Regions from separate parts of the Homo sapiens genome. Here all the other regions are linked to region 1. A link is a loop called in an ENCODE intact Hi-C map of the cell type or tissue named here. Cell type or tissue: heart left ventricle. All regions are shown on one strand.

The links. A loop is a pair of places that touch in the nucleus more often than their neighbours do. Peaks named below come from ENCODE experiments on the same cell type or tissue, not always from the same donor. Only the 100,000 strongest peaks of a DNase experiment are listed, where the experiment ranks them.
Region 2: it touches region 1 in a loop (2.8-fold over the local background); 50 of 110 quality-filtered maps call a loop at or near these places.
Region 3: a loop joins it to region 1, with 2.5 times the contacts of the local background. A loop is called at or near these places in 26 of 110 quality-filtered maps.
Region 4: a loop joins it to region 1, with 2.6 times the contacts of the local background. A loop is called at or near these places in 22 of 110 quality-filtered maps.
Region 5: it touches region 1 in a loop (4-fold over the local background); 10 of 110 quality-filtered maps call a loop at or near these places.
Region 6: a loop joins it to region 1, with 28 times the contacts of the local background. A loop is called at or near these places in 28 of 110 quality-filtered maps.
Region 7: a loop joins it to region 1, with 2.4 times the contacts of the local background. A loop is called at or near these places in 19 of 110 quality-filtered maps.

What each region holds. Positions count from the first base shown.
Region 1 is chr9:34,251,162-34,255,161 of GRCh38, reverse strand. It overlaps UBAP1 (ubiquitin associated protein 1), which reads right to left. Exons shown (of 7, transcript NM_016525.5): 7 at 2,639-3,770. The coding sequence ends at 3,630. It overlaps KIF24 (kinesin family member 24), which reads left to right. Exons shown (of 13, transcript NM_194313.4): 12 at 1-90; 13 at 642-2,782. The coding sequence ends at 782. Among named protein-coding and RNA genes, the nearest start is that of UBAP1, 74 kb to the right of the region's middle. RefSeq lists an enhancer at 1-763 and a silencer at 1,965-2,014. In heart left ventricle, CTCF peaks have their summits at 1,431, 1,857 and 2,057 (motif pointing right); DNase peaks (open chromatin) are centred at 18, 851 and 1,611; H3K27ac peaks cover 2,814 bases.
Region 2 is chr9:34,185,280-34,189,279 of GRCh38, reverse strand. The region is part of intron 1 of UBAP1 (ubiquitin associated protein 1); the gene reads right to left. It overlaps LOC114224 (a long non-coding RNA gene), which reads right to left and starts at 3,005. Exons shown (of 1, transcript XR_158845.6): 1 at 1,148-3,005. In heart left ventricle, no CTCF peak of the experiment used is centred here; no DNase peak of the experiment used is centred here; H3K27ac peaks cover 1,264 bases.
Region 3 is chr9:34,021,709-34,025,708 of GRCh38, reverse strand. All of the region lies in intron 1 of UBAP2 (ubiquitin associated protein 2), which reads left to right. Among named protein-coding and RNA genes, the nearest start is that of UBAP2, 25 kb to the left of the region's middle. In heart left ventricle, a CTCF peak has its summit at 2,407 (motif pointing right); no DNase peak of the experiment used is centred here; H3K27ac peaks cover 852 bases.
Region 4 is chr9:34,082,818-34,086,817 of GRCh38, reverse strand. DCAF12 (DDB1 and CUL4 associated factor 12) reads left to right here. Exons shown (of 9, transcript NM_015397.4): 9 at 1-431. Among named protein-coding and RNA genes, the nearest start is that of UBAP2, 36 kb to the right of the region's middle. In heart left ventricle, no CTCF peak of the experiment used is centred here; no DNase peak of the experiment used is centred here; H3K27ac peaks cover 3,227 bases.
Region 5 is chr9:34,095,396-34,099,395 of GRCh38, reverse strand. DCAF12 (DDB1 and CUL4 associated factor 12) reads left to right here. Exons shown (of 9, transcript NM_015397.4): 5 at 879-1,072; 6 at 2,615-2,680. Among named protein-coding and RNA genes, the nearest start is that of DCAF12, 29 kb to the left of the region's middle. In heart left ventricle, no CTCF peak of the experiment used is centred here; no DNase peak of the experiment used is centred here; H3K27ac peaks cover 1,219 bases.
Region 6 is chr9:34,009,472-34,013,471 of GRCh38, reverse strand. The region is part of intron 2 of UBAP2 (ubiquitin associated protein 2); the gene reads left to right. Among named protein-coding and RNA genes, the nearest start is that of UBAP2, 37 kb to the left of the region's middle. In heart left ventricle, a CTCF peak has its summit at 2,287 (motif pointing left); no DNase peak of the experiment used is centred here.
Region 7 is chr9:34,072,239-34,076,238 of GRCh38, reverse strand. No RefSeq gene overlaps it. Among named protein-coding and RNA genes, the nearest start is that of UBAP2, 25 kb to the right of the region's middle. In heart left ventricle, a CTCF peak has its summit at 1,844 (motif pointing right); no DNase peak of the experiment used is centred here.

The sequences.
Region 1 (4,000 bases):
GTGGTCATCCGAGCACACCAGGAACAGCTGGATGAAATGGCTGAGCTCGGCTTCAAGGAGGAGACGCTGATGAGCCAGCTGGCTTCTAATGTAAGTAGCCCTGGCTGGACACTCACAGGCTGTTGGGAATTAGCCTGCAGCTAATTTGATGGTCATCCTTGTTTGCTGTGGCTGTGTGTGGGGAAAGGGTCTCCTGGCACACACTAACCATAACTGAGGCCTCACACCTCCTCTTGCCACGCCTTTGAGACATCTTGAGTATAGGTACAGGTGGGAGATGGTGCAACACTCGCCTTTTCCAGGCTAAAATGTTTCCAGCCTCTATCCTCAGCTGCTCTGCCTTCCTAGCGGTTTGTCGGGGCCCCTCCCTGTGACTAACAGTGACCAGTCTGCTGCCTACCACACGTAGGTATTTCTACCAAATACCCTTCTGCCTTACAAAATACTCCTCTGCTTGGAAAGTGTCTCGAATGCAGAGCAGCAGGCCCCACCCTGTGCCATAGCAACTATCCTACATGTTCTCCCGCTGGAAGAGTGGCCTGGGTTCTGAAACTTTCCTGCCAGAGGAGGGACTGAAAAAGCAGATCTGGCAGAGCGCCAGCAAGAGCAAAAGCTGTATTCGTCCCTTGTTTCCTTCTCAGGATTTTGAAGATTTTGTGACCCAGCTGGATGAAATCATGGTTCTGAAATCCAAGTGTATCCAGAGTCTGAGGAGCCAGCTGCAGCTCTATCTCACCTGCCACGGGCCCACCGCAGCCCCTGAGGGAACAGTGCCGTCTTAGAGCCAGACCCTGTGCCGAGATGGTGGGGGCCCTGCAGGAGTCTGTGCTGGGCTCTCAGGCTGGAGGAGCCTCTGCCAGGTCCTCCCTGCACACACCAGAACCCACACGCTGGTCCTGCCTATGCTAGCGTCACCCCAGCCCCACGTGGCTTCAGATAGGTCCCAGCTTCTCCCTCAGGGACAGGCCCCTGTCCCTCAGTTCCATGCACAGGAGTGCCTCCAAGGGTGGGCCAGGCCGAAGAACCTAATGCCTTTCCCTTGTGCCTAGAGAATATGATTAACTAACCCCTTGCCTGTGGGAATATATTTGGGTCTAATAACCCTGAAGTTTCTAAGTTTGGGGATCAGAGGATGGGGTGGTCAGTGGTAGCCTAGAGGTCAGAGGTCACAAGACAGAGAAGACAACATGCTGAGACCAGAGGCTTCACCAGCTGAATTCTGTGCCTAACTTAGAAGACTAAACACTGGCCCAAACTTAACCATTGGTGCTAGGGGGACAGGGGTGGGGTGAGCTCTGCCCCATCAGCCCTTGGAGATTGATTTGGGGATTTAGAGGCGTTTTTGAAAATGTAAATAGCATAAACCTTGACTTGATGTGTCACTGACAGCAGCAGATGTGAGACAGGCCTTATATTTACAGCTCCCTTCCCTTCCTGCAATCCAGTGTTGAGGCAGAAGAGGGTGCCTGTGTCACACATCAATTTTTCTCCTGACTTTTGCTCGGGTGAAAGGCCTCTGTACAATGCCCGATACTCTCATGCTTCCATGGCAGCTCCTGGCTCCTATCTGGGACACCTCACTACCCAGCCCCCTCATGGAATAGTCCATCTCCTAGCCTGGCCTTCATCCAGTTCACCCTGCCCAGCCACCCTGCCTCTCAGGGGTCTGTGTTGGGAACCTTGGCAGTTGAACAGAGTGCTCTGTTCAACAGTCTGAGGCCTCTGAAACAGAATTCACACACAAACCTTCAGCCAAGTTCTGCCTGCTGTGTATCTTTTTAGCAGGAAGCAGCTCAGGACAGGGAAGACAAAGTAGCCTCCAGGTGCCAATTACTTTAAAGCCACTCTGGGTCAAATGGAGATTCATGAGTCACGGCCTTGGCCCGAACGCCCATTACTATGTGAGCCTTTATTTCCTTCAGATAAAGGATAACTTTTTACGGTTTTAAAAGGAGGGCTTAATTAAAAGGCCAAGAAGAGGGTTAAATGGCTCTCTTGAGACACTAGCAGCCTGGTCCAGTCACCCTTTGTCAGCCTGACAGTGCCTCATCTGACCGCCAGGGGGCATCCTTATTGGTGCTTCCCGGCTGCAGGGCACTGCGGCCCCTCCCTCACATGATCACTAAAAACCTTCAAAGACCCAGTCTAGCCAAAAGCTCAAGTGGGACAATGGCACAGTATTAAGGTCAAGGACAAAAACTTACTTACTTTAGGAATGAACCCTATTCTATCATCATATACAACAGCACCACTGAGAGCTGGTGAAACAGTTTAAATCCCATCCTCTGCTTGTGGCAAATGATGCATAAATGCCTGCTGCTCACAGTAAAAGGGCTTCTTCCTCTTTTACTGGGTGATCCCCCTGAAGGCCCAGCCTATCCCAACTCCACAGTCAGGAAGGCCTACGTCCTTGGTCCACAGACGGAGCTGGGCCAGGTTTAAAAGACTCAGTCTAGGCTTGCCTTTGCAAACCAAAAACGAGGACAGGTCTGAAGTGGGAAGAAAGCTCCGAAATAGAAAACGGTTAGGTCCTATTCTATCCCCAGCAAATCTAAGCAAGAAATCTCTTTATACACCACATGGCCCCCCCACTCCCATAAAACAGCCTTGGTAATAAAGAAGTTATCACACCAAGACATACCTTTTAGATTTTTATTAGTAGTTCTCTCTGAAGAATCAAAATAGTTAGTTAGCAAATTATTTTAGATTCAAGACTGTATATCCTTTGTATTTAGATCTTTAATGATGTACAACATAATACAAAACAAACCAGAGAGACTGATTTCTATGACTAGGTGTTATTCATTGTGTCATCCTAAAGCAGTGGGCTGGAGGGGAAGCTGTTCAAGGAGAACAGAGGTGGAGTTAGTGCTGGCCAACTAAATCATGGCCTGTCTGCTTACCCATTCAATGTGCTGGGAAGGGGCCAATGATTTCTTAAACTGTTTCCTAGAGCAGGGGCTCTAAAACCCTGGGTAGCAGAGGACTGTGGTCCAAACCAAGCCAAAAGAAACAGGCTGGGGTAGGGAAGCATGGTGACTGCCTGGCAGAAAAGGCAAACTCTGGGCCCCATAGGGAAAAGTGCATTCTTTGCACCTCAGAGATATTGCAGAACCAGTGTTAACACTATGAGACTTTGTTAGGAGGGGAAAAAATAAAACCCTGGAAGAATCTTTCACTTGAACTCAACTTGACTGGAGTTCAGTCCACCAGTCTCAGGGGAAGGGGGAAGCACCTAGCTCCACAGCAGCACTGAGTCTGGCCCTCCCGCCCCATCTCCCCAGCCCCTCTCAGCAACTAGGCCAGGCTTCAGCTGAGGACATAAACACCCCAGAAAGACTAGGGTAGTCTCTCCGGAGGGCTGAAGTGGGAAGGACACTTCTCAAAATGCAAATGCGTTTAATACGGAAGGAGCCAGGACAGTTCTGGGGGCACTCACATGCCCGAATCTTCCCCACCTCCCCAGCTCAGGGCCTAGGCTCACAGAGACTGGCGAGCAGTCTCCACACCTGACCTTCTAACCCCCAAAAGAAAATCCGGAAGCTGCCCCTTCTCTTTCCCCACAGGTGGGCTCTGCAGGGCCTCCCAGGGATGGTGGTTCTGCGGCAGGGCCTAGGCAGGGCCTGGTCTCAGCTGGCTCCTGCCCGAGCCATGAGGTCTTCCAAAGCATTGTCCTGGTCATTGTTGTGTAATAGCAAAACTTCCTTAATGTCTTTCAGCTCAAAGCCCATCTCCTTAAATTTGCTCATTAACTGAAGAAACTCCATCATCTAAGGGAGAGAAGAGAACACAGATTAAAGAAAAGGGTGGGGTCACAGCACAGCTGAGTGAAGGAGTGTGTGTGTGGGACGGGGACTGGGGGAGAGCAGAATGTCTACATCCTTCCCCCAGAGCCCCGTGAGTCTCCATAAGGTCCCCTAGCAAGCAGAGGTGGGCTGTGGTGGAAGCCAAGGCAAACGGGTTTGGTGACGGCCATCAACCTTCAGGAGTCAGCCCAGTC
Region 2 (4,000 bases), 66 kb after region 1:
GAGGAGGAGGTTGCAATGAGTCAAGATCGCACCACTGCACTCCAAGCTAGGCGACACAGCAAGACTCTGTCTTTAAAAAAAAAAAAAAAAGATATAATGATCTACTAGAAGAAAGAAATGGGGAAGTTACTGCCCATATCCTTCCCCATGAAACTACTGAAGGAAATGTTAACACTCCCAAACTATAGAAAGATTTTAGGATTAGGAAGATTCCATTCTTACCAGTAAGGATGCAAACCCCACCTGGGACCAAGACCATGATGATGAGATGAAGCAAAAGACAGGCAAAGCCAGCCTAATCTTTTTTATTTTTTATTTTTTGGAGATGGAGTTTCACTCTTGTCGGCCAGGCTGGAGTGCAATGGTACGATCTCGGCTCACCGAAACCTCTGCCTCCCGGCTTCAAGCAATTCTCCTGCCTCAGCCTCCTGAGTAGCTGGGATTACAGGAATCCACCACCATGCCTGGCTAATTTTTCTATTTTTAGGAGAGACAGGGTTTCACCATGTTGGCCAGGCTGGTCTCGAACTCCTGACCTCAGGTGATCCACACGCCTCAGCCTCCCAAAGTGCTGGGATTACAGGCGTGAGCCAACGCACCCGGCCCAAGACAGACTAATCTTGAGTTTCCAATAGGTTACTAAAGGAGGCTGGAATAGGCCAGTGGTAGTAACAAACAACAGAAAAAGGCAGGAAGTTAAAGGTAGCTGAAAGCACCAGGCATGGTGGCTCACGTCTGTAATCCCAGCACTTGGGGAGGCCGAAGCAGGTGAATTACTTGAGGCCAGGCATTTAAGACCAACCTGGGTACCAGGGCAAGATCCCATCTCTTTAAAAAAAAAAAAAAAAAAAAAAAAGCTGAAGACTAAGTTTAGCATTCAAATTGCTTTACTTTGTTGCTCTCTTCTATTTACCCATCAAATCTGATGGTAACTAAAAATTTCCTGTTACACTTTTCTGTATTTCATGAAGGACACTATAAACTATGGTAGTTACATAAGTACGGATTCCCAATGATCTAAGAGTATGCCTTTCATAAATGTCAAAGGTATACTATTTGTATAAATAAACAGTATTTGTGTTGTATTTTTAATCTGGTGGTTGTAAACAGTATTTGTAGTGTATTTTTAATCTGGTGGTTGTTTTACATTTCTTTTTTTTTTTTTTTAGTGAACCCAAATTACTCAGATGTTTTATATTTCAGTGTGATCCTCGCCCAGATCAAATACTTGACTCCTTAGAAGAATAATTCCTAAAGTCAAAGTAATCACTAGTCTTCTCATTGAAAAAAAGAAAAAATGTTTTTTAGCAGCTTTAATACACAACATAGAAAAATCAATGCCACCAAGATGTATATATGTATTTATACATATACCTTAAGTCATAAGGGTTTAATGGTAGATAGGAGACACACAAGTCCAAGGAACTGGACAGTTTTGTTTTTTTTTTTAAAAAAAGCAAAAAACATTCTTCTAAGATGTTTCCATATCAACTCTTCCACAATCTACAATTATTCTTGATAAGATAGGAGACACACAAGTCCAAGGAACCGGACAGAGTTTAAAAAAAAAAGCAAAATACATTCCTCTGTTTCCATATCAGCTCTTCCACAATCCACAACTATTCTTGATAAAGCCCAACACTGTAAAAACTAGACATCAAAAAAAATTTGAATATATTTTAGTGAAAGTGCTAACAGCTTAGACTGAATGACACACTATCAATTGTATATAATACTGTCCACACAAAGAAAGGTCTCATTGTCAAATCACATTAACATTTAATAAGATGCACATCTCATTCACAAATCTGTTGGTGTCTCAGTTTGGACAATGTATGAAACCCACATGTAAGGCACAATCCAACCTCCTTTTAAAACCCTGTGGCCCTATAACTCCAAAGATAATAAGAAAGCAACTTCTAAGAAGTCTGCCTTTGTAATCAAGCAAATATTGGAAATAAATGTCAGATGAGATATACCACATTATAGATAGGTATACTACTGTATTTATTAAAACAACATGCCTGGCAGCAAAGAAGGATTTCCCAAATTTGATACAACAAGCACAAACCAGCCGGGCGCAGTGGCTCACGCCTGTAATCCCAGCACTTTGGGAGGCCCAGGCGGGTGGATCACCTGAGGTCAGGAGTTCAAGACCAGCCTGACCAATATGATGAAACCCTGTCTCTACTAAAAATACAGAAATTAGCTGGGCGTGGTGGCAGGCACCTGTAATCCCAGCTACTCGGGAGGCTGAGACAGGAGAATTGCTTGAACCCAGGAGGCGGAGGCTGCAGTGAGCCAAGATCACGCCATTGCACTCCCGCATGGGCAACAAGAGCGAAACTCCATCTCAAAAAATAAAAAATAAAAAATAAAAAAAAACACAAAACACAAACCATGAAAGACTGAAAAATTCAGTTCATTACAATTAGGAGCTTTTCTCACCAGAAGACTATGAAGAGATGAAAAGACAAGTCACAAATTGGGAAAGGATATTTGCAACCTATAAATTAACAAATAATTAGTATCCAGAATATATAAAGAACTCTTAAAAATAAATCAGAAAAAGAGAAAAGACCAAAAAAATAGGCAACGAAATTGAATATACACTTCGCAGAAGCACAAATGACCAACGAAAATACATGAAAAGATGCCCAGCTTCAGGAAATGCTGATAAAAAACACTATAGATACAATTTCAAACCCACCAGATTAGAAAAAAAAAATTAATTTAAAATCTGACAATATCAAGTGTTGAGGAGGAAGTGAAGCAGCCAAAACACACACTGCTGGCTCTTGACTCAGTAACCACAAGATTAACAATTACCATGAGCCAATTCAGTGACTCAAAACACTGGAAGTGTTTGGTAAGCATTAAGCAACTGATAATGACCAATCAAGCATTCTGAGAACACATGAGGATTACTGCCAAATACAAATTTTGGCCCTTAATGAACCGGATCCAATCTGACTCAGCAATATAAAAAAGAAACTTTCAGTCATTTATCCAGTTTATCCAGTTTATTTTGTGAAGTACAAAATAATCAGGTATTCATTTCCTCCTAGAATTCTGATGACATAATGTGACTAAAATTTTAATGAACTATTTATCATTCCAGTTACACTATTATTTCAATGAGAACAAGCAGTTCACAATGGTATTACTTTAAAACTAGTGCTTATACCTTATAGGAATTGGAATGGTCCTGTGACCACCTAAGAGGGGCAAAATGGCATAAAAGAATGCAGCATAGGCATTGAGGTTGGACAGATTTCAGTTCAAATTCAGTCTACCTAGTTGTAACCTTAGTTAAGTTACACAACCTCTGTGATCCTGTTTCCTCAATACATAAAAAGCACGCATAACACAACCTACCTACCTAATTCAAGTGTGAGAACTGAATGTGTTTGTTTGTTTGTTTTTCTTTTTTTGAGACAGAGATGCGTTCTGTCAGCCAGGCTGGAGTGCAGTGGCATGATCTAGGCTTACTGCCACCACCGCCTCCCAGGTTCAAGCAATTCTCCTGCCTCAGCCTCCTGAGTAGCTGGGATTACAGGCACCTGCCACCACGCCCAGCTAATTTTTGTCTTTTTAGTAGAGACGGGGTTTCACCGTGTTGGCCAGACTGGTCTTGAAATCCTGACCTCAGGTGATCCACCTGCCTGGGCCTCCCCAAGTGCCAGGATTACAGGCATGACCCACAGCACCCGCCCGAGATTATTTCTTTTGAGGTAGGATCTTGCTCTGTTGCCCAGGCTGGAGTGCAGGGGCATGATCTCAGCTCACTGCAGCCTCGACTTCCTGAGCTCAGGTGATCCTCCTACCTCAGCCTCTCGTGTACCTGGGACTACAGGCATGAACCACCAATCCCAGCTAATTTTTCTGTGACTTCTGTAGAGACAGGTCTCACTGTGTTGTCCAGGCTGGTCTTGAACTTCTGGGCTCAAGCAATCCGCCCGCCTGGGATTCCCAAACTGCTGGGACTACAGGCATGAGC
Region 3 (4,000 bases), 230 kb after region 1:
TTCCAAAACTATTCCTTTCATAGAGAATATCTTTGTAGTTTTATCAGGTTGGTTTATTCGGCCGGAGACTTTCTTTCCTCATTACATTTAGACAATTTTTTCACTTTAATCGTTAATAGGAAGCTTTATATTATATTTTGCTGATTTTGTTTCTAAAGAAGTTAAAAATGTAGCAGCAGTTCTTTACCTGTGTTAAAATCTATCACATCTTTAATTCACTTTGAGGTGAGATAAATACGGGTTTCAAAATTTGGTTGGATAGATTGAAGTAAGCCTGGTGCTTCCTGCCCCTCAAGAACTTGAGATAGGTATGTTTGAGTTTCTACTGGATTATTTTTAGAATCTTTTGCTCTTGTCTGTTTCTATTCTGAGAATTCTCTTGGAACCTGTTCCAGTGTAGTAGAACTCTTGGGAGTGGAAAGTGATAGATGATGGAACACAAGTGTACACTGAATTCCTATGGTCTGGCAACTGGGTACTTGTTGTAGAAGCATTCCTATTTACTACACACAGCTCCATTTCCCAGAAAAGGAGGACATAGAAGTTCCTCCTAACAGTATGTTAGTTGAAGGTGTTGATTTTTACGGTCTAGTTTCCATGTCTCAGTCATTTTTACAGTTCAGTGGTGGTAACAATTTTTAAGGGTCTTGAAGAATATTTTGGTAACTTACGCTTTTACCTTGATTTAATGGATTCACAATTATCAGAAGTTTTTTTTTTTTGGGGAGACAGAGTCTTGTTCTGTCGCCCCGATTGGAGTGTAGTGGCATGATCTCGGTTCACTGCAACCTCCGCCTCTCGGGTTCAAGTGATTCTCCTGCCTTAGCCTCCCAAATAGCTGGGATTACAGGCTCACGCCACCACACCCAGCTAATTTTTGTAGTTTTAGTAGAGACAGGGTTTCGCCATGTTTGCCAGGCTGGTCTGGAACTCCTGACCGCAAGTGATCCACCCGCCTCAGCCTCCCAAAGTGCTGAGATGACAGGCATTAGCCACCGCGCCTGGCTTTATCAGAAGTTTTATGTAAAATTAATACGGGAAAATTTGTCTGTTGAATCATGCATCCTGTTAAAGTTATTTTCTGACCCGTTTTTCCAGAAGATTTCAGTCACATCCCCCATCCCCTGTGATTGTTGTGCGAAACCTGTTTCATCTCTGGAAATTTTTTTGCTGGACATCTTTAATATTAAGACTTTTTATGAATAGGGAATTAGGTATTATAACATTTCAGTGATAGTGTGGAGAGGCACAACTGACAGAAGACAAGTTAATCTGAATTTATTTAAGCATGCATTCTTGGATGTCCTGAGGCCCTTACAATTATTTTTATTTTTCAAAGAATGTATTTGCTATTTTTTTTTTTTTTGAGACAGAGTTTTGCTGTTGTTTCCCAGGCTGGAGTGCAATGGCGCAATTTTGGCTCACCGCAACCTCTTCCTCCCGGGTTCAAGCGATTCTCCTGCCTCAGCCTCCTGAGTAGCTGGGATTATGGGCATGTGCCCCCACGCCCGGCTAATTTTGTATTTTTAGTAGAGATGGTCGGGCTGGTCTTGAACTCCCGACCTCAGGTGATCCAGCCGGCTCGGCCTCCCAAAATGCTGGGATTACAGGCGTGTGCCACCGCGCCCATCCTTGTATTTGCTATTTTTATTTTTATTTTTTTTTGAGACAGAGTCTTGCTCTGTCACCCGGACTGGAGTGCAATGGCGCCATCTCGGCTCCCTGCAGACTCCGCCTCCCAGGTTCAAGCGATTCTCCTGCGTCAGCCTCCTGGGTAGCTGGGACTACAGGTGCGTGCCACCATGCCCGGCTAATTTTTTGTATTTTTAGTAGAGATGGGGTTTCACCTTATTAGCCAGGATGGCCTCGATCTCCTGACCTCGTGATCCGCCTGCCTTGGCCTCCAAAGTGCTGGGATTACAGGCGTGAGCTACTGCACCCGGCCTGTATTTGCTATTTTTAAGCTAGAAGTCTTTGTAGTAACAATTTATGAATATATAACCCAGAGCAGTAAACCTTAATTAAGAGAAAAACTTTTTCCAAACAATAAAGTAAGCCATGTAGTTTTTATGTTTCACAAAGCAACTATTCTGGTTTAGCCATGCAACCGGGTCATTATTTATAGGCTAATTACGTATTCATTGTGGAATATTAAGAATTGATGATTGGAAGGAGATATAGTCTTAATGTTGATACTGTGAACATGGACCAGTAAAATTTTAATAGTTTGCGTTATAACAAAGAGTTATGGTTTTCTTCCTTGACAAGTGAGGATTCATGTACATTATATCAAAATGTTTGGTTATAGTAGTGAGGCTATAAAGATTAAGTCATTTTTCTGTAAATCAAAAAATTAATGTACATTGAATATGGGTTAAGTATATTTCTTCTGTACATGCAGATTTTTATCACCAGATGGCACTCCTGTATGGAGAAAGTCTCATTTTGTTATTTCACCTAGATTATTTTCTTTCTTTTTTTTTTTTTTTGAGACAGTCTTGCTCTGTTTCCCTGGAGTGGAGTGGTGCGATCTCAGCTCACTGCAACCTCTGCCTCCTGGGTTCAAGCGATTCTTCTGCCTCAGCCTCCCGAGTAGCTGGGACTACAGGCGCGTGCCACCATGCCTGGCTAATTTTTTGTATTTTTGGTAGAGACAGGGTTTCACTGTATTAGCCAGGATGGTCACCATCTCCTGACCTCGTGATCCGCCTGCCTCGGCCTCCCAAAGTGCTGGGATTACAGGCGTGAGCCACTGCACCCAGCCGATTATTTTCATAAATGGGGTCACTGAGAATAAACAGTGAGAAAAAGATCAGATAATCCAATCAACAGAACTGGAAATCTATGAGTAAACTACTCACTTCTTAAAAAGGTTTTGTGGTAGGAATACTACTCAACAAGTTAGCTTTTGATTAGATGCTTAATTCTGTTTTATTCTTTTCTTAAAATGTATTTATTTAAGGAGATAGGTGGCTGGGCATGATGGCTCACACCTGTAATCCCAGCACTTTGGAGGCTGAGGCTGGTGGATCACTTGAGGTCAGGAGTTCAAGACCAGCCTGGCCAACATGGTGAAACCCCATCTCTACTAAAAATACAAAAAAAATCGGCTGGGCACGGTGGCACATACCTATAGTCCCAGCTACTTGGGAGGCTGAGGTGGGAGAATCACTTGAACCTGGAAGGCAGAAGTTGCTGGGCCGAGATCGTGCCACTGCACTCCAGCCTGGGCAACAAAGCCAGACTGTGTCTTAAAAAAAAAAAAAAAAAAAAAAGGGGTCTTGCTGTGTTGCCTAGCCTGGATTTGAACTGTGGGTTAAGTGATCTTCCTGCCTCAGCCTCCTGAATAGCTGGGACTTACAGGTGCATGCCACCTTGCCCAGCTTGGATGCTTCACTTTAGATACTTAAGATGGAATTGCAGAGTATTAGTGCTGAAGGTGATTTTTTTATTTTTATTTTTTTAGATGGTGTCTCGCTCTTGTTGCCCAGGTTGGAGTGCAGTGGTGCAATCTCAGCTCACTGCAACCTCCTCCTCCTGGCTTCAAGCGATTCTCCTGCCTCAGCCTCCTAAGTAGTTGGGATTACAGAGGTGCGCCACCATGCCCGGCTAATTTTTGAATTTTTAATACAGGTAGGGTTTCACCACGTTGGCCAGGCTGGTCTTGAACTCCTGTCATCAGGTGATCTGTCTGCCTTGGCTTCCCAAAGTGTTGGGATTACAGGTGTGAGCCACGGTGCCTGGCCTGAAGGTGATTTTAAAAATAATCCAATGGGGCCGGGCACAGTGGCTCATGTCTGTAATTGCAGCACTTTGGGAGGTTGAGGCGGTTGGATCACCCGAGGTCTGGAGTTCGAAACCAGCCTGACCAACAAGTTGAGACCCCATCTCTACTAAAAATACAAAAATTAGTCGGGCGTGGTGGCAGGCGTCTGTAGTCCCAGCTGCTTGGGAGGCTGAGACAGGAGAATCGCCTGAACCCGGGAGACGGAGGTTGCAG
Region 4 (4,000 bases), 170 kb after region 1:
TTGGAAAAAAAATTATATATATATTCTCCTTTTAATGGTGGGGGGCTACTGGAGAGGAGAGACAGCAAGTCCACCCTAACTTGTTACACAGCACATACCACAGGTTCTGGAATTCTCATCTTCGAACCTAGAGAAATAGGTGCTATAAACAGGGAATTAAGCAAAATGCTGGATGCTATAGATCTTTTAATTGTCTTAATTTTTTTTCTATTATTAAACTACAGGCTGTAGATTTCTTAGTTCTCACAGAACTTCTATCATTTTAAACTGACTTGTATATTTAAAAAAAAAATCTTCAGTAGGATGTTTTGTACTATTGCTAGACCCTCTTCTGTAATGGGTAATGCGTTTGATTGTTTGAGATTTTCTGTTTTTAAAAATGTAGCACTTGACTTTTTGCCAAGGAAAAAAATAAAAATTATTCCAGTGCACAATGGTGTGAGTGAGTATTGTGTAGCCAGGAGCCTGCCAAAAAGGCCCCACATGACTAGTTGGAAGGTTGGCTTGAGCTGTTGGGATTGCTTGTGGCAGAAGGGGAACACAAGCCATTACCTCCAGGTTAGAGGCAGGTCAAGTGCAGGCACAAATACTAAGACCTGCTTGCTCTGGGTCCCCAACTCTAGCCCAAGATGAGTTGCTCTGAGGTCCAGCTGAGGGTGGATATGCCCAGGGTACTGAAGTAGTGTGACGTTACTTCTGTTACATAAGTAAGGGTTGGTAATAGGCCCTGTCTGCTTGGATGGTGCCCTGAGAATGACGCTGAAAGTGCTTGCATAGTACTCTGGGAATAGGATATTAATTTTTGTTTTTTGTAGTTGGAACCATAGACCTTCACTGCCCTTTGTAAGGGGAAGACACAGTGACCACAGTGAGTGATGCTCTTCTAGAGCCTATTTGGAGCTGTAGCTGAGAGAAACTGCCAAATCATACCACCCTTCCTCACACAGTCATCTCTGGGAAACCCACCAGGGCTAGGCCGCAGAGCCTGGCAAGGCCGTCCCTATTCTTCTGCCACATGGTACTTGTTCTTTCCAGGGCAAGCTGGACACAGCTGCTCTATGCACCTGCCTTAGAGACTGACTGGTTCAGAACATGACACATGGGTTCCTATATGATCAAAGGCTGCAAGACAGGAAGGGGAGATGAGTAAGTTAAAGCAATTTGAGAGGGCTCCCCAGAGGAGACGAGTTACATTTGGAAAGGGCTGAAACTAGCCTTTCCCAAAATGAATTTAGAAGGTATTTGTAAAATCTTCATTGTCAGCCGGGTGCAGTGGCTCACACCTGTAATCCCAGCACTTTGGGAGGCCCAGGTGGGTGGATCACCTGAGGTCAGGAGTTTGAGACCAGCCCAGCCAACATGGTGAAACCCCATCTCTACCAAAAATACAAAAATTAGCTGGGCGTGTTGGCGGGTGCCTGTAATCCCAGCTATTGGGAGGCTGAGGCAGGAGAATTGCTTGTACCTGGGAGGCAGAGGTTGCAGTGAGCCGAGATTGTGCCACTACACTCCAGCCTGGGCAACAGAGTGAGACTCCATCTCCAAACAAAATATATTGTCAAATCATTTTTGGGAAATGCAGATTAGAACAAAAGCAGCTTCATTCCTTTACCATCAGGTTTTTTTATTTTTAAAAATTGGAAAGGAGAGCTTTATTTCTCAAAGGGTTGCAGTCTGCAGGGTGGCCATTCTGACAGTCTGGGAAGTACAGCCTCTGGCCAGAAGTCAGAAACACAAACTGAGGGAGGGGCAAAGGGGACAGGAATTTATGTTGAACAAGGTGGCTGAATATATGTATTTAATAAGCTATAGGAGGAGTCATGAATATTTATAAAAGGAAAAAGGTACACATGTGCAACTGAACTCTTAGGTTTTTGGTATTTTACTATGGGACTTGTTCCATAGAACATGCTCACAAAGAAAGGTGACTTAGGGAATGTGGGGTTGACTTGGTCTAGGCCTCTGGCCTCCATGGAATCTTGGCCTTGCTCCCACTTTCCAGCCAGACTTTCCAGCAAAGCATGTATCACAGAAGGGCTTTGTGGGCTTTATGGGGTCCCTTTTTAGCCAGCAGTCCCTACTCCCTTCTGTGAAAGAACTTCTTGTTCTCTCTCAGGCACTTCTTGTTCTGTCTCAGGCCGCATGCCACATGCCTTATTCCAAATAGTCTGCTGGCTCCTCATCCTTTGGGTCCTTCTACAGGAGGCTTTGTAGCTGAACTGAATTCTTAGCCCTTCATGACTTGTTTATGCTCCAAGTCCCTGGTCCCCTGCCAACTCTAATTGATTATTGATCTGGCCCTGTGTTCCTAATAAAACTAAAGACTGCCCGCAGTCCAGGCCACTCTGATCCAGCTGCCATTCCTCGTGCAGATACCCAGAAATAGCAAGTCAGGATGTCCATACCTGTATCAGCACCAGGGATCAATCTTTTAGGAGTTAGCCTACGATCCAAGTGTTTTTGTTCTGCTTTTCAGTTGCTGGTATCTAGAAGACAACAATGAGGAGTGGGGGGTGGACAGGAGAAGGAATCACTCAGTGTTATTTGCTTCATGCTAGTTCATTCATATCTTTCTTCACGCTAGTGTGCTGAGATAACTGAAATGTTTGGGAGGATGGAAACATAGGCTGCTAATTCTGAAACCAGTGATGAAGACAATAAATTGCTCAGGTTTCTTAGCTTGGTTCTGCCCTTAGCTCCTCCAAAGAAGAATCCAATGAAAGAAATGTGAGACATAGGAATACTACCACTGGAGAGAAAGGTGTGAACTGAACTCAAGATGGAGATGGAGTTGTGAGCTCTTTTATGATTCCACTCTCCAAGAGAGGTGTGGACTATCCTCTATCAGAATCCCCCTGGGTTGGGCCTCACATCTGAACACTCTTCTTGATTAGTGTGGAACTGCCGAAGTCAGGATTTTTAAGGCATAATAATACTATTTAACAGTACTCAGGCCGTGTGCAGTGGCTCACACCTATAATCCTGGCACTTTAGGAAGCCGAGGCAGGCAGATCACGAGGTCAGAAGATCGAGACCATCCTGGCCAACATGGTGAAACCCTGTCTCTACTAAAAATACAAAAAATTAGCTGGGTGTGGTGGCTCGTGCCTGTAATCCCAGCTACTCTGGAGGCTGAGGCAGGAGAATCGCTTGAACCCAGGAGTTAGAGGTTGCAGTGAGTCGAGATCACGCCACTGCACTTCAGCCTGGCAACAGAGAGAGACTCCGTCTCGAAAAAAAAAAGTGCTCATAGTCACATGTTTACTATGCTTCTTGTTAAGCTGTAAGGTGTATTCAGAGCTATAATTAACATTGCTAGCGCTATGGACAGGAAGAAAACAGATGATCAACTCATACCTTAAAATAAACTGAGCTGGGTGCAGTGGCTTACACCTGTAATCCCAACACTTTGGGAGGCTGGGGTGGATTGCCTGAAGCCAGGAATTTGAGACCAATCTGGCCAACATAGTGAGACCCCATTTCTACACATAATTAATTAGCCTTGCATGGTGATGCCCACCTATAGTCCCAGGTACTTGGGAGGCAGAGACAGGAAGATCACGTGAGCCCAGGAGTTTAAGGCTGCAGCGCGCCAGGATTGTGCCACTGCACTCCAGCCTGGGCAACAGAGCAGGACCCTGTCTCAAAAAAAAAAAAAAAAAGAAAGAAACTGGCCAGGCGCAGTGGCTCATGCCTGTAATCCCAGCACTTTGGGAGGCCAAGGCAGAAAGATTGCATGATACTAGGAGCTCAAGATCAGCCTGGGCAATATAGCAAGACCTGGTCTCTACACAAAATTGAAAACTTAGCCAGGCATGATGGTGCACAGGAAGACTGTTTGAGCCCAGGAGTTTGAGGCTGCTGTGAACTATGATTGCGCCACTGCACTCCAACCTGGGTGACAGAGCAAGACCCTGTCTCAAAAAATAATAATAGGCTAGGCGTGGCTGCTCACACCTGTAATCCCAGCACTTTGGGAGGCCGAGGTGGGCAGATCATC
Region 5 (4,000 bases), 160 kb after region 1:
ACTGGGCGTGGTGGCACGCGCCTGTAGTCCCAGCTACAGGCTGGGGCAGGAGAATCGCTTGAACCTGGGAGGCGGAGGTTGCAGTGAGCCAAGATTGCGCCATTGCACTCCAGCCTAGGCATCACAGCAAGACTCCATCTCAAAAATAAAAATAAAAAGAATTAGCAGGGCATGGTAGCATGCGCCTGTGATCTCAGCTACTTGGGAGGCTGAGGCAGGAGAATCGCTAGAACCCAGGAGGCCGAGGTTGCAGTGAGCCAAGATCGTGCCACTGCACTCCAGCCTGGGTGATAGAGCGAGACTCTGTCTCAAAAAAAAAAAAAGCAGACCAGGTGTGGTGGCTCACACCTGTAATCCTAGCACTTTGGGAGGCCAAGGCAGGCTGATCGCTGGAACTCAGGAGTTCAAGACCAGCTTGGGCAACATGGTAAAACCCCGTCTCTACTAAAAATACAAAAAAAATAGCCAGGCATGGAGCAGGCACCTGTAATCCCAGCTACTTGGGAGGGTGAGGCACGGGAATCGCTTGAACCCAGGAGATGGAGGTTGCAGTGAGCTGAGATCGCACCACTGCACTCCAGCCTGGGTGACAAAGCGAGACTCTGTCTCAAAAAAAAATAATAATAATAAATAAATTTCAACAACCATGTCAAACTTAAAAGTTATATTTTAATGCCTAGACCTTAGGTGAATAATTCTCTTAGTGTAGCTATTAAAATGCCTACTGCTCTGTGTTTAGGGTGGGCCATCTGGCCAAGCTTCAGCACATATGAGGATGATGCACAAACAGCTAGACTATGAAAGCCCTCTTTGGCGTCTGTGGGATTTCCCATAGAGGGGTGGGTACATCTGACATCTGTGTTCTCCTGGCCCTGCAGGCTCACGTGATGGTTCTATGGGACTCTGGGAGGTGACAGATGATGTTTTGACCAAAAGTGATGCGAGACACAATGTGTCACGGGTCCCTGTGTATGCACACATCACTCACAAGGCCTTAAAGGACATCCCCAAAGAAGACACAAACCCTGACAACTGCAAGGTTCGGGCTCTGGCCTTCAACAACAAGAACAAGGTATGAACTTGTGTAGGGATCCCTGACGTGTATTCCTCTTGCTTATGTCTTGGGATATGCACTCCTTTTTCCTTCCCCATCAGTGCTTGCTACATAGCATGGTTCTGAGCCCACAGAACACCTCTTAAAGGCTGAGTGATGCTGGTGAGAAATTATAACTGAGGCTCTGAAACCCACCCCTTCAATTGGTGTCTGCAGTATTTCTCTGAGTAGTCTATATTTGTGGGTCAGCCTCACAGAATTCCCCTAGGGCCACCCTGATTTGACTGTCTGTCATTTGCACATGCCTTTGCAGGTGCTGTATTCTGGGCATGATTTTCATACTTGCTTCTGAAAACAATCACTTTTTTTCTCTTTGGTATTCATTCCTTTTTTTTTTTTTTTCTTTTTGAGACTGTGTTTTGCTCCTGTCACCTAGGCAGGAGTGCAATGGCACGATCTCAGCTCAAAGCAACCTCCACCTTCCAGGTTCAAGCAATTCTTCTGCCTCAGATTCTCAAGTAGCTGGGACTACAGGCATGCACCGCTACACATGGCTAATTTTGTATTTTTTAGTAGAGACGGGGTTTCACCATGTTGGCCAGGCTGGTCTTGAACTCCTGACCTCAGTTGATCCACTCTCCTTGGCCTCCCAAAGTTCTGGGATTACAGGCGTGAGCCACCATGCCTGGCCAGTATTCTTTACTGCCTACTTTCCCTTCACATTTCCACTAAGTCTTACCTTATTGAGTCAGATCTGATGCTGAGGTTTTAATAAAGCAGAGTGTCACCCAGGCGCAGTGACTCACGCCTGTAATCCCTGCACTTTCGGAGGCCGAGGCAGGCAGATCACAAGGTCAGGAGTTTGAGACTAGCCTGGGCCAACATGGTAAAACCCCATGTTTACTGAAAATACAAAAAAATTAGCCAGGCATGGTGGCATATGCCTGTATTCCCAGCTACTCAGGAGGCTGAGGCAGGAAAACTATAGGAGGTGGAGGTTGGCAGTGAGCCGAAATTGCGCCACAGCACTCCAGCCTGGGTGACAGAGCAAGACTCCATCTCAAAAAAAAAAAAAAAAAAAAAAAGCAGTGTCAGAATATACACCCAGAGCCAGAGAAAGGCTTCTCCAGAATCTGAATCAGGCCACAGTTTGAAGGGTAGTTCCCTCAACCTCCTATCCCATCTGTATTTATGGCCTAAGGGTAGATTAATCTCTCCTAAATTAGAGTCTTCACTTATAGAAATTCTCACACTAGATTATGAAACTGTCCTTCACATATGTGCCCTGCTTTAACTCTCCAACAGGACGTTGAGGGAGTGATAGCATAGTGAGGAGTTTTTCAACCATGGGTGCCTGTGTTATTGCTGGCAGCCTCAATTTAATATGCCATTCAGCTAGGTTCTGTAGGGTGAAGTAATGGTCTAATAATTACTGGCACCTCTGCTGGAATCATCACGAGACAGGAATAAAGGACCCTGACCTTAGAATCCTCGCCTGCTTATTATCGTACATTAGTTGCTATAGATGATAATATAACCTGGTTTTCATTGCTCTTGTAGGAACTGGGAGCAGTGTCTCTGGATGGCTACTTTCATCTCTGGAAGGCTGAAAATACACTATCTAAGGTGTGATGAACATGATTTTGTGGTTTTACCTAATAATTCACCTTACAGTTAAAATACTGTAATTCTAGCTGAGCTTTTTTTTCATGTTTATTTTATCTATTCATTTATTTTTGAGGCAGAGTCTCGCTCTGATGCCCAGGCTGGAGTGCAGTGGTGCAATCTTGGCTCACTGCAACCTCTGCCTCCTGGGTTCAACCAGTTCTTGTGCCTCAGCCACCTGAGTAGCTGCGGGGATTACAGGCGTCTGCCAACATGCCCAGGTATTTTTTTTGTATTTTTAGTAGGAACACAGTCTCACCATGTTGGCCAGGTTGGTATTTTTATTTTTAAAGACAATAAATACAGGGTCTCACTCTGTCACCCAAGTTGGAGTGCAGTCATGGCTCATGGATCAGTGCAGCCTTGAACTCCTGGGCATAAGCGATCCTCTTGCCTCAGCCTCCCAAGTAGCTGAGACTATGGGCATGTGTCACCACACCCATCTGGTTGTTTTTTTTGTTTTGTTTTGTTTTTTTAATTTTTTGTAGAGACAGAGTCTCACTATGTTTCCCAGGCTGGTTTTGAACTCCTGACCTCAAGCGATCCTCCCACCTTGGTCTCCCGAAGTGCTGGGCATTCAGGCATGAACCATTGCACCTGGTCTCAATTCTTGTTTAAAAGACCAGTTCTCCAAAGGCCTGGGCATGTTTTTGCACAGTACATGAAATTTTGAGTCTGGTGTGCCTCTCTTGCAGGAAAGTCTTTTAAAGAGTAAGACAGGGTGATTCTTTCCTATTGCATAAGCTTCCTGAGAGGCTCCTTTGACTAGCAGTCCTCCTCAACAATGCATTTAAGTATTTCTTTATAGATTGATGACTACTTGGCATGCTGTAAGGGAAGGAAATCCTGAGTGTTAGGAACCTTTGGCAATTGAAGATCGATCAAATTAAGATAAACCATCTCTGAAATAATCATGTAAGGTAATGAGAAAATAGACTTAATTTACAATACAAATTGGTCATCCCTAATCCAGAATGCTCCAAAATCCAGTTGGGCACAATACCTTAGGCCTGTAATCCCAACACTTTGGGAGGTTGAAGCAGGAGGATTGCTTGAGCCCAGGAGTTCAAAACTAGCCTGGGCAACACAGTAAGACCCTATCTCTGCAACAAAATTTAAAAATTAGCCATACATTGTGGCATATGCCTGTAGTCCCAGCTACTGGAGGGTAGCAGTGCTGAGGCAGGAGGACCACTTGAGCTGAGGAGGTCAAGGCTGCAGTGAGCCGTAATTTTGCCACTGCACTCCAGCCTGGGTGACAGAGCGAGACCCTATCTCAAA
Region 6 (4,000 bases), 240 kb after region 1:
TTGTCCAGGCTGGAGTGCAATGGTGCGATGTCAGCTCACTGCAACCTCTGCCTCCACCTCGCCTGGCTAATTTTTTGTATGTTTGGTAGAGACGGGGTTTCACCATGTTGGTCAGGCTGGTCTTGAATTCCTGACTTCAGGTGATCCACCCAGCTCCGCCTCCCAAAGTGCTGGGATTACAGGCGTGAGCCACTGCAGCAGGTGGTGAGAGTTCTTTTGAATCCGTATAAACCAGGATTTTTGTCCTGGGTCTAGCACTTAGTAATTAGATGAGTTACTTAAATCTCCTTTAACCTCTTTTTTTTTTTTTTTTTTTTTTGAGCTAGAGTCTCACTCTGTTGCCCAGGCTGCAGTGCAGTGGCTTGATCTCGGCTAACGGCAACTGTGCCTCCTGGGTTCAAGTGATTCTCCTGCCTCAGCCTCCAGAGTAGCTGGGACTACACTTGTACATCACCACACCCGGCTAATTTTAGTAGTTTTAGTAGAGAGGGGTTTCACCATGTTGGCCAGGTTAGTCAGTTTTGAATTCCTGACCTCAGGTGATCTGCCCACCTCAGCTTCCCAAACTGCCCGGATTATAGGTGTGAGCCCCTGGGCCTGACCGTGAACCTCAATTTAAAAAAAAAAAAAATACATTGTGAGATTTACGGAAAAGTTGCAATGGGAATATGAATAATTACTGAATACCCTTTTTTCAGATTCCCCAGATTTTAACATTTCTGTCACATCTACTTTATCCTGTTCTCTTCCTTTCCCTACAGTTTATTCCCAGAAACGTTTGACAAGTAGTTGTGAATAAGGTTCTTCTTCACTTAATACCTCAGTGTTTTTTAAAAAACAAGGATCTTTTTACATAATTACAGTACAATTATAAAAAATCAGAACATCTACAGACCATACTTATATTTTTTCAATGGTCCTCATAATGCCTTTTTTTTTTTTTGAGACAGTTTTACTTTGATGCCCAGGCTGTAGTGCAGTGGTGCGATCTCAGCTCACTGCAACCTCCGCCTCCTGGGTTCAAGTGATTCTCCTGCCTCAGCCTCCCGAGTAGCTGGGATTATAGGCATGCGCCACCATGCCTGGCAAATTTTTATATTTTCAGTAGAAACGAGGTTTCGCCATGTTGGCCAGGCTGCTCTCGAACTCCTGACCTTAGGTGATCCGCCTGCCTTGACCTCCCAAAGTGCTGGGATTACAAGCATGAGCCACTGGGCCCAGCTGTAATGTCCTTTTTAGCTAATTAGATTGTGGAATATACATTGTATTCAGATGTCAACTCTCTTGTGAATTTATGTGAAAATTCCACAAAATTATGTGAACATTCCACAATTATGAAGTGATTATAAGAATATTTGAAAATTATGATATAAAATGTCTTAGAAAAGGTATACTTCCTGATCAACTGAAAAAAATATGTAAAGTTAATGCAAAACTGTTGAACATTAATGAGTACAGGCTTAGTAGACTGTTAATGTTTATCTTTGGTGGTGGGCATAAATAATCCTACTTTATTATTATTTCCAATTTTTTTCTGGGTGACAGCTCTAATTAAAAAAAATTTGGATTCATTTGAAAAATTTCACATTTTCCACTGTGAAAGCAGCTTAGTTCGTAATAAGCCATATGAATGGGTAAGAGATCCAGAGGAAGAGCTGTAGTGATGGTACTTTTCTTGGCAAGATATTTTTCAACTTGAGATGTGACCTAGTGTATGTCACTAATGTTTATTGCAGGGGAGGGTGCACTGACCTTGTTTAACTTAAGAATTACCAGTTGATCCTGATTTTTCCTCTTTTTTCCCAAGCTGTACCGACCTCTTGACACTTCCTAGAGCTCAGCCTGGTAACTTCCCTATTATACTCTTATGTTTGGTGCTTTGTTTATCAAATATTTATTGAATTGTTTATCAAAGAAAATTATTTTTTTCTTGACTCAGGGTATTTTATAAAGTTAAAAAAAATACTTAAAGTTCTCATTAAAATTTATTTTCATAAATATGCTAGCACTAGTGTTACTATATTGTTATTGTTAAATGACTATTATGTGTATTGGCTATGCTTTCAGAAGTAGTCTGTCTATCCCTTTTATGAATAAAAAAGATATTACTGAAGAGAAATACAGTATTTGTGTCATATAATACTTAAGCTGAAAAAGCTAAGTCTGAATAAATCAGTCATTGGCATTTACCTTACATATGGCAATGAATAGTGACTTTATAGTTAGAAATGTATGGGTGAAACAGTATCAGAATGATAATGTAGAAACATATATAAGCCCCAGACTGCCCCCTACAGCAAAATGCGATTATTAATAACTATTCTGCTTGAAATATTTGGTGAGATTCTTTCACCCATCAAGTGCTTGTTTGTTAATATTTTAATCGGGTCGGTGTTTCTTTGGTTTTGTAAATTGTGCACGTTTACAAAGCACTGGCTGTTCTCAGGCAGTTTTCAAGTTTAAATATTCTTGCCTTTAGGGTCATTATTTGTTCCTGGTTCCCCCACTCTGCCATTACTTTTTCATACTTTTTCCACAAAGATTTCAGCCATACTCCCTGACTTTGGTTTATCTTCTACTCTGACATATCTGCATGAAGTAGTTTCTGTCTGAAATGTCTTGAAACCAGGGATGTTCTTATAATAATACTTACTGTGCAGTGAGTGGATAGCCACAAGTAATCCATAATTTTACTTTTTAAAAAAAAATGTTTGTTGTAGCTCCTGTTTAACACATCTACCACCCCAAGCCGCCGCCTGTACTCCTTTTCTGTCTGCCAAAATCCCTCCCCACAATGCTTTATTATGAAAATGGTCACAGATGAAGAAAAGTTGAGAGTTGTACAGTCAATATCCATATGTTCTATTACCTTTTTGCTCTATTTGTTTTATCACATCTGTTTAGCCAGCCATTATTTTATCTAAGTTTTTAATGCTTTTCAAAGTGAATTAAATGATTAATGGTACTCTTAATCACTTCAGAATGGATGTCATTGACTAGGGTGTATTATTTGTTTATTGTCTTTTTTTTTTTTTTTTTTTTTTATGAGGCAGAGTTTCTGCCCTTGTTGCCTAGGCTGGAGTGCAGTGGCGCGATCTGGGCTCACTGCAACCTCCATCTCCCAGGTTCAAGTGATTTTCCCACCTCAGCCTCCTGAGTAGCTGGGATTACAGGCACCTGCCATCATGACTGGCTAATTTTTCTATTTTTAGTTGAGACGGGGTTTCACCATGTTGGCCAGGATGGTCTCAAACTCCTGACCTCAGGTGATCTGCCCGCCTTGACCTCCCAAAGTGCTGGGATTACAGGTGTGAGCCACTGTGCCTGGCTGTTTTTTTTTTTTTTTTTTAATAGACAGGACCTCGGGCTGGGCGTGGTGGCTCATGCCTGTAATCCCAGCACTTTGGGAGGCCAAGGCAGGTAGATCACCTGAGGTCAGGAGTTTGAGACCAGCCTGACCAAGATGGAGAAACTCCGTCTCTACTAAACATACAGAATTAGCCAAGCATGGTGGCACATGCCTGTAATCCCAGCTACTTGGGAGGCTGAAGCAGGAGAATCTCTTGAACCCAGGAGGCGGAAGTTGCGATGAGCAGAGATCCCACCATTGTACTCCAGCCTGCACAACAAGAGCGAAACTCTGTCTCAAAAAAAAAAAAAAAAAAGGAAATATAAGTCATTTATTTTTCATTTGTTACATGGAATATTTACATAGATTGTTTCCTGCTGGGCATGGTGGCTTACTCCAGTAGTCCCAGCAGAGGTGGGAGGATTGCTTGAGTCCAGGAGTTCGAGACCAGCCTGAGTAACGTAGTGAGACCTGTCTCTACAAAAATTACAAACTTCTTATACTGTATGGTAGGATAAGTGCTTGAATCTATTGGCTTACCAATTAATAAAAAAACATTTTGAACCGGGACATGGTGGCTAACACCTGTAATCTCAACACTTTGGGAGGCTGAGGTGGGAGGATTGTTTGAGCTCTGGAGTTCAAGACCAT
Region 7 (4,000 bases), 180 kb after region 1:
TCACTTGAGCTCAGGAGTTCAAGACCAGCCTGGGCAACACAGGGAGATCCCATTTCTAAAATTTAAAAAATTAGCCAGGCATGGCCAGGTGCAGTGGCTCACGCCTATAATCCCAGCACTTTGGGAGGCCAAGGTGGGCAGATCACCTAAGGTCAGGAGTACTAGACCAACCTGGCCAACATAACGAAACCCCGTTTCTACTAAAAATACAAAAATTAGCCGAGTGTGGTGGTGTACACCTGTAGTCCCAGCTACTTAGGAGGCTGAGGCAGGAGAATCGCTTGAACCCAGGAGGCGGAGGTTGCAGTGAGCTGAGATCGCACTACTGCATTCCAGCCTGGGCGACAGAGTGAGACTGTCTAAAAAAAAATAAAAAAACAATAAAAAAAAGATTAGCCAGGCATGGTGGTGCACACCTGTGGGCCCAGCTATTTGGGAGGCTGAGATGGGAGGATCACTTGAGCCTGTGAGGTCAAGGGTGCAAGTGAGCCAAGATTGCACCATTGCACTCCAGCCTGGGTGACAGAGCAAGAATCTGTCTCAAAAAATAAAAATAAATAAAAGCATAAGCTTGTCCTTTTGACATTTTGGGCTGGATGATTTAAAAAAAAGAAAAGGGCTGGGCGCAGTGGCTCACGCCTGTAATCCCAGCACTTTGGGAGGCCGAGGCGGGTGGATCACGAGGTCAGGAAATTGAGACCATCCTAGCTAACACAGTGAAACCCTGTCTCTACTAAAAGTACAAAAAATTAGCCAGGCGTGGTGGTGGGCGCCTGTAGTCCCAACTACTCGGGAGGCTGAGGCAGGAGAATGGCATGAACCCGGGAGGCGGAGCTTGCAGTGAGCCGAGATCGCGCCACTGCACTCCAGCCTGGGTAACAGAGCAAGACTCCGTCTCAAAAAAAATAAAAATAAAAATAATTAAAAAAAGAAAGAATGAGGCTGGGCACGGTGGCTCACGCCTGTAATCCCAGCACTTTGGGAGGCCAAGGCGGGCCGATCACGAGGTCAGGAGATCGAGACCATCCTGGCTAACACAGTGAAACCCTGTCTCTACTAAAAGTACAAAAAATTAGCCAGGCGTGGTGGTGGGCGCCTGTAGTCCCAGCTGCTCGGGAGGCTGAGGCAGGAGAATGGCATGAACCCGGGAGGCAGAGCTTGCAGTGAGCCGAGATCGCGCCACTGCACTCCAGCCTGGGTAACAGAGCAAGACTCCGTCTCAAAAAAATAAAAATAAAAATAATAATAAAAAAAAAAGAATGAGGCTGGGCGCGGTGGCTCACGCCTGTAATCCCAGCACTTTGGGAGGCTGAGGCGGGCAGATCACGAGGTCAGGAGATCGAGACCATCCTGGCTAACACAGTGTAACCCCGTCTCTACTAAAAAATACAAAAATTTAGCCGGGCGTGGTGGCGGGCGCCTGTAGTCCCAGCTACTCGGGAGGCTGAGGCAGGAGAATGGCGTGAACCCGGGAGGCGGAGCTTGCAGTGAGCCGAGATCACGCCACTGCACTCCAGCCTGGGCGACAGAGCGAGACTCCGTCTCAAAAAAAAAAAAAAAAAAAAAAAAAAAAAAAAAAAGAGGTAAAGCTATAGGTACTGACATACAATGATTGTTAAGATATATTGTTAAATGACGAAATAATTACAAACCAGCTTACCAACTTCCCATGTCAAAATCTTTCAAGATGTAGTTCAGGTTCCAACTCTTCTAGAAAGCCTTCCACGGTCACATCTCTCCTTAGGGAGCCCTGCCTTCTAAAGGCTTTCCAAGCACAGGCAGGTACAAGATTGGAGAGCCCCAGAGTCTTATGGGAGATTTGGGGCCAATGAATCCATCATATACCCAGTAGGGGGAGCCAGAGCTTAGCTCCTCGCTTCTGGAGATCCCTCTCCTGCATAAATTCCACATGGAGTGTGGAGAAAACAAAGATATGCACAAAAATGTCTTTTAAAGGGACTGCGGAGAGAGGAAGGTAGCTGTAGTGTGAAAGAGTTTTTTGTTTTTGTTTTGAGACAGGGTCTTGCTGTGTTGCCCAGGCTGGAGTGGAGTGGCCCCATCTTGGCTCACTGCAGCCTCAACCTCCTGGTCACTCAAGCAATCCTCCCACCTCAGCCTCCTGAGTAGCTGGGACTACAGGCATGCACTACCCTGCATGGCTAATTTTTTTTTTTTTTTTTTTAGAGACAGGATTTTCTTTATTGCTCAGGCTGGTCTCAAACTCGAAGGAGTTTTTGGGGTTTTATTTCACTTTATTGAGGTTTTCAGAGTAGCAATCCTTGAATCAAGCTTCCCTCTGCATTTATCTGCAGATTTGATTTACAAAGATGTGAGCATACAGCTTCTCAGAAGTGTGTGTGTTTTGTTTAAAGCCAAATAGATCTTATTGTGGAAGGAATGGAATGTTGCCACTGGATCACTGGATCACCAAATTCAATAAATTGAGGTGGGGTGCGGTGGCTCATACCTAACCTCAGCGCTTTGGGAGATTGAGGTAGGAGGATTGCTTGAGGCCAGGAGCTCAAGACCAGCCTAGTCAACATACCAAGACCTCATCTCTATTAAAAAAAGAATTTAAAAATCACTACAAGTGGCACGTACCTGTAGTCCCAGCTACTTAGGAGGCTGAGATGGGAGGATCGCTTGAGCACAAGAAGTTTGGGGCTGTAGTTAGCTATGATTGCACCACTGCACTTCAGCCTGGATGACAGAGCCAGATCCTATCTGAAATAAATAAATAGAGCATTGGAGGAGTTAGGTAGGAGGCAGCTTAGAGAAAGAGCACTGGATCTGAGGTTGAAGCTCCCAGTTAAATCCTGTTTCTAATCATTAACCAGCTTTTGACTGCAGGCAGGTAACTAAATCTCTTGGCTGACTGTGAACTTCTGCAACATAAAACGTGACGGTGTTTACAGAGCACAGCTGTAAAGCATTCTTAGGGCTCCCTGAGTCATCGGCTGAGCTCTTACAGTCCAGGAGAGATGGCAGAACTCCCTCACTTAAAGTCAGGCCAAATAATTTTGACTCTGAAGCACCAGAAACAGGGGGAGGTAACTTTTACACCAAGCTCCAAGCCCTCAAGCCTCCAGCCAGGCCTTTACCCAATCCTGAACCATTAACCTCTGTACTCCCCCTGGTTGTAGCCTACCCTATATAACCACAGTGAGGCAAGACACCCAGCCATATTGCCTGCATGAGGAATAAGCCATGTGTGGCCTTTCCCCGGGACTCAGGGGACCTGAGCAACCTGGAGGAAGAAACTGAAACCTGGGCTCTCAGATATTGCTGGGAGGCAGCTTCTCAGAGAACACCGGGAGCTCTGCTAGGATCTGAGCTGACACAGTTGGATGGAGGCCCCAAGAAACAGGCATTGGTGCTCTTTGGAGATGTCCTTTCAGGCAGAAGTAGCCACTATGCTGACCAAGAAAGAGGTGACTTGAGTGTTAGCTTTGCCCCACAGGCACGGTCTCAGCTCCTAAAAGTCCAGTTTGGCTCTATCTGTATTTGAAGGAAGGTGTCGACTTGTGTTTTCCTTGAGATCTCTCCCCTCCTCAGGTCTCTTTCTTACCATCAGTAGCCAGCTGTGGCTACAGCTGAGGACAGGAATTTTCTGCAGGGGCTATTCAGCAGGGCATGTCAGGGCCTGCAGGAACTGGTTTAACTTGCTTCTGAGAGTCTTGACTCTGCCTCAGACTCCTTTGGCTTTAGGGTAGGGAGGTGATTCTAGAGGTAGGGAGAGCAGGAGACAGGATACAGCCAAAGGGATCTGTCAAGTCAAAGAGGTCCCTGGAGAGGTGACTTTTTGCTCCACAGAAGGAGGAGAGGGCCTCCCAGGCTTCCACTAAACTATCTGCTCATAGGTCCCAAGACTCCAGCTTCTCTCTTCCTTGTTTTTTTTTTTTTTAATTTTTTGAGGCAGAGTCTCGCTCTGCCACCCAGGCTGGAGTGCAGTGGTGCGATCTCACCACTTTACTCCAGCCTGGGCGACAAAGTTAGACTC